2 separate regions of the Homo sapiens genome follow, and region 1 is linked to region 2. A link is a contact called in ENCODE Hi-C or POLR2A ChIA-PET data. All regions are on one chromosome and are shown on one strand. Each heading gives the region's core, a stretch centred on a gene start or an enhancer-like site at or near the end of the contact. The rest is flanking DNA. Distances are from core to core; before and after follow the strand shown. Region 1 has its middle 18 kb from the start of PIF1. Region 2 holds the start of ANKDD1A (ankyrin repeat and death domain containing 1A).

Region 1 (3,549 bases), core at 674-3,173, 100 kb after region 2:
AAGTGCTGGGATTACAGGCATGAACCACTGCGCATGGCTGAGAAACCTAACTTCTGAGAGGTTAGGTGACTTGGCTATGGCCACACTGCAAGCTGTATCTGGAACCCAAGTCCCAAATAAAGGGTCCTGGGATTTTTGCAAAGTCAGCAGAGAGCCCTGAAGCCAGATTCCTGTGTTTAAACACTGGCCCCATCAGTTCCCGACTGTGTGACTGTGGTTATTCTGCTTAAATCTGAGCTCTGGTTTCATCGTTGGTGAAATGGGGATAAAGCCGATCAAACATGGATGGAGTTAGGAAGACAGAAGAGCTGGAGTCAGGCCAGGGATGCAGCAAACCCTCAAGGTTAGCTCTTATTTATTTGTCTTGATTATTGTCACCTGAAGGGGCCATCCCCCGCCCCATTAACCCCCTCTTGAGCAGCCTCTGGGGAATAACAAAGAGAATTCACAGCAGCCCAGAGTAAATGAATGCCATCTTTCACAAAGCCTTCCTTCCTGTCTGGCCTTCTGGAGGACCTGGGCTGCGCCCACCCACCATGGGGAAGGGGAGGATGAAATCTCCCCACTCTGCCTCCCGCAACACACGTGAGGTACAGGTCCCGGTCAGTTAGTGCACTTGGGCATAATCCCCCTTCTGTCTTCTGCCCATTTTCTTATGAAAGCGACTTCGACAACTCTAAAGTGGAATTTTTTTTTTTTTTTGAGACGGAATTTCGCTCTTGTTGCCCAGGCTGGAGTGCAATGGCGTGATCTCGGCTCTCTGCAACCTCCCCCTCCCGGATTCAAGCAGTTCTCCTGCCTCAGCCTCCTGAGTAGCTGGGATTACAGGCATGCACCACCACGTCCGGCTAATTTTGTATTTTTAGTAGAGACGGGGTTTCTCCATGTCGGTCAGGCTGGTCTCGAACTCCCAGCCTCAGGTGATCCGCCCACCTCAGCCTCCCAAAGTGCTGGGATTACAAGTGTGAGCCACCGCGCCCAGTCTACAGTGGAATCTTTAGACCTAGTTTACAGAGGAAGTCAAGGCTCACAGAAGGTGGGTGGCCCTAGGTCATATGGCTGTAAATGGCAGATCCAGGTTGGGCATCCAGGTATCTGAGGCCTCACCTTGGTGTTCAGGGCCTTTGAAAAAAGGACTGAACATGGGATGCTTCCTTTCCCCCTAGCTCTGTCCCCAAAACTCCACAGGCCAGACTCCATTTCCTTAAGATTCCAAGAGCATCACCTGCTGGGACAGAAATGGCAGGGGGGTGCCCCTGAGTCCTTGGCCCTGGCAGGCCAAGATGGGAGGGGTGGGGCTTGAAAGGCTTAGAAGGTGACCTTGAATAGGGAATTGGAACCCTAAATTCCTGAGGAGGCCTGGGGCGGGGGCTGTGAATGAGACAGCCAGCCCATCTCCACTCCTCCCCCGCAGCTCCAGCTCCCGCCTTCAGCCTCAGCCTCCAGGCAGATGCCCGCCCCAGGGGTGCCCCCTCAATCCCCGCCCCCAGTGGGTGTTGGGTTCAGTAAGCAGAGCCCCAGCTCACCTGGGAAGGTGCAGAGTGAGGATGGCATCCAGTTACAAGCTAGGGCTGGGAGGACAGGCAGGGGCAGCCCGGGGGCAGGGGCCAAAGGTCTGGAAACTGATGGTGGGGGCAGGTGTCAGGGGAGGTCTCAAGACAGCCCCCCACTCTGCAGGCCCTATCCCCTTGCCTCCCAGAAAACCTCCACACTCCTGGCATCTGAAGACCGGGGCGTCTCCCCGCAGACTAGGCCTGTGCTTGGTAAACTGTGCAGGGCTCTGCGCACTCCTGGGAGGTTGTTCTCTCTTGCAGCTCCACTCCTTTCTCCCTTCCGCCAAGATGGCCTCCTCTCCCGCCCCTCTACTGGGACCTGGCACAGCACTCCATGCCTATTTAAGGCAAATCTCCTGATCTCCTTTTAAATAACATTCGCTCCTTGTTGTGGAGAAAGCAAGCAGGGCCTGAGCTCGGGAAAGGGGAGGAAACCCAAATATCCCATGGAGTGGGTCATGGGGGAGCACGGGTGGGGGAAGCAGGTATGTACTCCCCCTCCCAAAATGAGCCTTGAGAAGGTCCTTTCCCCCATCCCCTGAGTCCTGCTGGTCCCTCATTGCATAGGCCCTGGATTGGCTCGAACCCCTTCAGAGGGGCTGGGGCACTCCCAGAAGGCTAGGACAGGGCAGCTCTTGCAGGCGTTGGGGGAGGGGCATGGGGGGATATATGCTTTGGCTAAAGGAGGGGCATACCCAGGAAGACCGGCAAGGGCCATGGAGGGTCTGAGGTTGGATGGACATCTGACCTCACAGCCCACCCAGTGTGAACGATGCACCAAAACTGCTCTTTGTTAGAACCTGAGGCTCAGAGAGAGCAAAAAACTTGCCCAGGGTCACACAGCCTGAGTGGAAGGGTCTGAAATCCAAGCTGGCAGGCTCCAGATTTAACGCTTTCTCCCCTTCTCTGCCAGGTCTCCTTGTGCCAGGGACTATGTGACACAAGACTTCTAGGCCCTTTTCAGGCATCATTCAAAGCCCTGAGCACACACCCTTCCTCCGCCTGCCTTCCTCTCTTCTGCCTCCTCTCCAGACCCACCAGAGCTGCCTTTCCCAGGTCTTCGGTCCCTGACTCAGACCTGCCCCACTGCTACTTCCTTCTCTCCCACTTCCCCTCTTCCTAGTCTTTCCCCCAGGTGGCTGCCTCCCTGGCCTCCCTTCTAAGCATCGCTAATCCCCCTGTGGTCCTCATATGACTGAGACGCCCTCTCCAGGGTTCAAAAAGATGGTCAGGGATCTTTTACAGATCATGTTGCCTCCTCGGGACCAGGAGCTTACTCCTCAGGCATGTGAGCCCCAGCAGGCCGGCCCCACCCCTGTCAGGCTGGACTGGGGGCTGGGGGACCAGAGGGAGGAAGAAGCCCTAGCCTCGCCTTCCTCTGCTCACTGAGAACTGAAAAAACCACAGTGGTCAGTTGGTCCAGTGGCCTCACATCACAGATGAGCAAACTGTGGCTCAGGGAATGGGAAGGAAGGCCCCAGGGTCCCCACAGTGAAATAGAAGCTGAGCTGGGTCTGACTGGAGCCCCTAATAACCTAAGGTGGGGGCTTCATCCTGGGAAAAGAGGGTCTATTATAGGAGGAAATGCAGCCACTGTCACTGCCCCAGTGTTAGTGTGCTTGTTGGATGGGGCGGGGGCGGTGGTGCCTGGAGGTGGGAGTATGTGAGGGTGAACTTTGTGTTTAATTGGGGTGTACTTGATCTTCTCTGGGTCTTTCTAGCCTGGCTCTACCGTTAACCTCTTGTGTGTCATTGGGCAAGCCCCTTTCCCTCTTTGGGCCTCAATTTCCTCCTGTAAAATGAGTTGGAGAGATCTTTGAGATCCCTTCCAGCTCAGACCTCATGCATCTCCCATCAGCCCAGCCTCATCTGCCCACCTGTTTCCAGGCTCCTGCCCTGGCTAAGGTTGTCTCACAGCCTGCTGAGGCTCCCATGGCCTCTCTCAGAATGGTCTCTCTCAGCTGGGCGCAGCAGCTTATGCCTGTAATCCCAACAC
Region 2 (3,963 bases), core at 877-3,376:
GACAGAGCGAGACTCCATCTCAAAAAAAAAAAAAGAAAACAGAAACAAAAAAATCTCTGCTTGTATGAGTGACACCAACAATCCCCAGACGAATAGATGCCTGTCCCCTCTCCCAAAGTGCTCACACATACTAGCACAGAGACAAATATTTGCTGGCCCTTTCCATAGTCACTGCAGGGCAAGTGACCCCATAGCCTGCATGTTTGGTCCAGTATGAATGTCTGAACCCAGCCCCTTTGTGTATCCAGGGACAGGTGACGAGTGTCTTGGTAGGGAAGGCTAAGATGCACTGAGGTGAGAGACAGGCCTGCCATGCAGTTTGTTTTTCTAGATAAATTCCACACAGTCTTCTCCAGATGAGAAAGAGGATCTTGAGCTTTCTGGGGCCTCATGGATACAACCTGTGGATCTCAGAGTTGCTACCCTGGGGGGCAATCACACAGTCCTGGGTTCAACTCTGGCTTAACCACTTCCTAGCTGTGTTAGGCAGTTTCCTCATCTGCAAAACAGGAGTGCGAGCTTCCCTACAAGGTTAATATCATGATTAGAAATGAGATATGAAAACCCCCTGGCACAGTGTCTGGCACATAATGACCACACCGCCACCACCACCACCATCATCATCACTATTATTCCTCCAAGGCAAAGGGTCAAATTCTGGTAGCCAAAGAGAGCTGCCACTTCAGATGTGAGCTTACAGAGGCCTGGGTTCTAGTACCTTCCCTGCCACTTTCCAGCAGCAGGATCCTGGGCTAGTCACATCCCCCTTGTAGGTCTGTTTCTTCCATTGTAAAACTGGGGGAGGGTGAAGAAAGAGATCTGTATAGGTCCCTTCCTGTCTGGCACCCTCTATCTTATGTGCAGCTTAGGGGGATTGGCCTGGTTTGTATTGGCAAACAGCCAGGAGTTCCAATGGGAAGCCAGCAGACACTGCATAGGGTCAGGCCAGAGAAGGTTAAGTTAGAATGAAATCAAGTCCAGTCTCATCTCTTCCATCCACCTCCCATCCGGCACCCTCTTTCTGGCCACATCCAATACCCACTGAGCTACCTGAGCCTTTGCCCATGCTGGGTCTTTGTCCAGAATTCTCTGCCACACACCCCAATGCTCCATTGGTACACATTCTTCGCAGGCCCACTCAAGTGATCCTCCGCCCCAGGCAGAACCATGTACCTAATCTTGATTGAGCATTCCCACCCCCAACACATCCCTCAGCTGAGTAGATGCAGTGTGCCAGCATTTTGGACACTATAGGTCTCAAAGGAATCCAGTGAGCTGCACTATGCGCTTTTGAGGGAAAGCCCCGGGATTCAGCTGTCAGGATTCAGCCAGGGCTGCAGGATCAAGGACTCACAGTGCAGACACCGACACAATCTTTCTCTCCCCTCTCCCAGACGGTGCAGCCAAAGCTGCCCCAGGCCAGCTGATGCCCACACAGACGCTGCTGCCCGGCCTAGAGGCCCTGGCACTGGGCGCACTCCTTGAGGGAGGTTCGGAGGTGCCCTCATTCCACCTGTGGCCAGTCAGGCTCCTCTCCTCTGAGTGCGTGCCCCATCTGATGCGGTCTCCACTCGCTATCCAGCCCCAGCATTCCGGGTGAGCTGGGCCCTTCAGCACTTCTACCACTCAATGGCTGTGTGACCTTGAACAACTCATTTGAACACCCTGTGCCTCAGTTTCTCATCTGCGAAATGAAGATAACATAATGTCCTACCCATATGGCCGCAGCGAAGATCAAATGACGTGCCTCTCCTGGGTCAAGGCCTGGCACACAAAGTACAGCACGCAGTCAAGGATCGCTATTACCTTTATTATTTGTAGCTAACCTCTCAGCCGCTGCTCCCCGCTCACCTGGCGGGTGTGGTCCCCGAGTCCCAGACGCACTGGCAAGGTCCCCTCGGCCCAGTGCGCGGACCGGTAACCATTCCGCTCGGAGCCACACAGACGCCCCACACGGAGGTGGCCGTTCGGAGGGCGCCAACCTCACCCCTGGCACTCCCCAAACGGATGCGGGGGTCCTCTCGGCCTCGGCCCGCCCCCCTCCCTCCTCCAGGCAGACTCACGGCCGTCGGTCTCCCACGCCAGCTCCTCCTGCATCCTGCCGCTCCGCAGCCCCTGCGCGCGCTGGTGCCCGGGCGCGAGGCGCGCGTCCGCCGGGGCGGGGCCCGGGGAGCCGAGAGGACGGGGCGGTCGCTCCTCCAGACTCCACGCCCCGCCTGCTAGGAGCGCAGCTGCCCCGGCCACCCCAGTCCCGGACCAGGACGCAGGTCCCTCCTCCTGCTCTCTTAACCTGCCCACCCCTCCGCGCCCGAGGCCGGCGGGTCGGGGCCACGCCGAGTTCCGCAGGTGTCCCTGACCCAGTCTCCTCCCCGGGAGTTCGCCCAGCCTCCCCGGCCCTGGAGATAGATGCGCACAAGGCATCTGGCAGGCTCATCCTCCTCGCGCCTCTCGGGACTCGGGGAGGAGGGCTGAGCCTTGGGCCCGCCGCCTCAGGCGCAGAAAGTCAAACCCCAAAGATGTGAGCTGGCGTTTAAGGGACCACAACCTCAGCAGGTCTGCAAGCATATGAAGAGATGGTCGGATTTATCAGTGTTCAGAAAGATTTATCAGGCCCATAAAGGGACATGTAGGAGGATGTTGGTTGCTGTGTTGCTGTGGTTGCTGGGAGTTGGAGACAATCTAAGCGCCCTTTCTTGTAAGAGCAGATGGATAAACTGTGCAGCACTCAAAGCAAGGGACCCGCTGTATTCGTGGCAATATGGATTTAAACACCTAGTGCTAGGCAGAAAAAGTAAATAACCAAACCAAATAAGACCTAGGAAACAATATCAATAAAAATATTACAAATGCATTTACATCAAACAACACAGACTTGCAAAGACACATAGAAACAAAAAGATACACATTAAATACACCAGAATGGGTTGCACTTCAGACCCTTGGGGGATGTCCATGTCCTTTTTGCCTTAAAGGCATTTACAGCTTCTTTGAATTTAGGGATAATGGGGTCTCAGGCATCTCTATCCCAAGGCAAGAAGCCAGCAAAGCCATGATAGGTGTAGTTACTACTACTTTGGGGATCAAAGGAGGAAGAGCATCTTTCAGTCATTAGTCCTTAGAATATAGTTCAAGAAGGCTTCCTGAAGAAGGAGGTATTTGGAATGGCCTTTGAAAAATAACATAATGATAACAGCTAACAATTAATGAGCCCTGAGCCAACCCCTCAAAATGGTCTCAAAATAACAATTCCAACATAATAATCAAAGATATGATTTTTTTTTTTCTGAGACAGAGTCTCACTCTTTCGCCCAGGCTGGAGTACAGTGGTATGATCTCGGCTCACTGCAACCTCTGCCTCCTGGGTTCAAGCAGTTCTCCTGCCTCAGCCTCCCATGTAGCTAGGATTACAGGCACTCGCCCCCACACCTGGATAATTTTGTATTTTTAGTAGAGATGGGGTTTCACTATGTTGGTCAGGCTGGTGTTGAACTCCTGACCTCAGGTGATCCACCTACCTTGGCCTCCCAAAGTGTTGGGATTACAGGTGTGAGCCACTGCGCCGCACCCCCCCCTTTTTGTTTTTGTTTTTTTTTTAAGACAGAGTCTCACTGTGTTGCCCAAGCTGGAGTGCAGTAGCGTAATCTCAGCTCACTGCAACCTCTGCCTCCCAGGTTCAAGCGATTCTCATGCCTAAACCTCCCAAGTAGCTGGGACTACAGGTGTGTGCCACCACACGCGGCTGATTTTTGTATTTTTAGTAGAGACGGGGGTTTCACCATGTTGGCCAGGCTGGCCTCGAACTCCTGACCTCAGGTGATCTACCCACCTAGGTCTCCCAAAGTGCTTGGCCACCACGCCTAGCCAAAGATATTATTCCTGAAAACAGTTTAAATGTTTTTTGTAAAGCTTTTGTCACATGTACATCCCACTAGGGGCATAGTGTCACGTTACTGTTTTAGTCAC

The links. A loop is a pair of places that touch in the nucleus more often than their neighbours do. ChIA-PET counts read pairs that join two places held with the same protein, here RNA polymerase II (POLR2A). Pooled maps may share reads with other maps.
Region 1: a map of dorsolateral prefrontal cortex shows a loop between it and region 2 (3-fold over the local background). The contact joins the enhancer-like site here to the promoter of ANKDD1A in region 2. A Hi-C loop is called at or near these places in 9 of 168 maps with a recorded cell type or tissue (B cell, CD4-positive, alpha-beta memory T cell, K562 and 5 more), 18 of 37 single-sample maps with no recorded cell type and 22 of 50 pooled maps. POLR2A ChIA-PET finds 5 or more read pairs at or near these places in 20 of 52 experiments (AG04450, CD4-positive, alpha-beta T cell, CD4-positive, alpha-beta memory T cell and 14 more).

What each region holds. Positions count from the first base shown.
Region 1 is chr15:64,805,854-64,809,402 of GRCh38, reverse strand. No RefSeq gene overlaps it. Among named protein-coding and RNA genes, the nearest start is that of PIF1, 18 kb to the left of the region's middle. RefSeq lists enhancers at 168-675, 2,199-2,706, 3,214-3,549. Within about 2 kb of position 1,923, at least 2 of the 41 ENCODE cell types and tissues checked have a DNase peak (open chromatin) inside an H3K27ac peak, as active enhancers do.
Region 2 is chr15:64,910,065-64,914,027 of GRCh38, reverse strand. ANKDD1A (ankyrin repeat and death domain containing 1A) reads right to left here and starts at 2,126. Exons shown (of 15, transcript NM_182703.6): 1 at 2,064-2,126. The coding sequence starts at 2,097. RefSeq lists an enhancer at 1,371-1,914 and silencers at 2,101-2,280, 2,481-2,530, 2,604-2,898.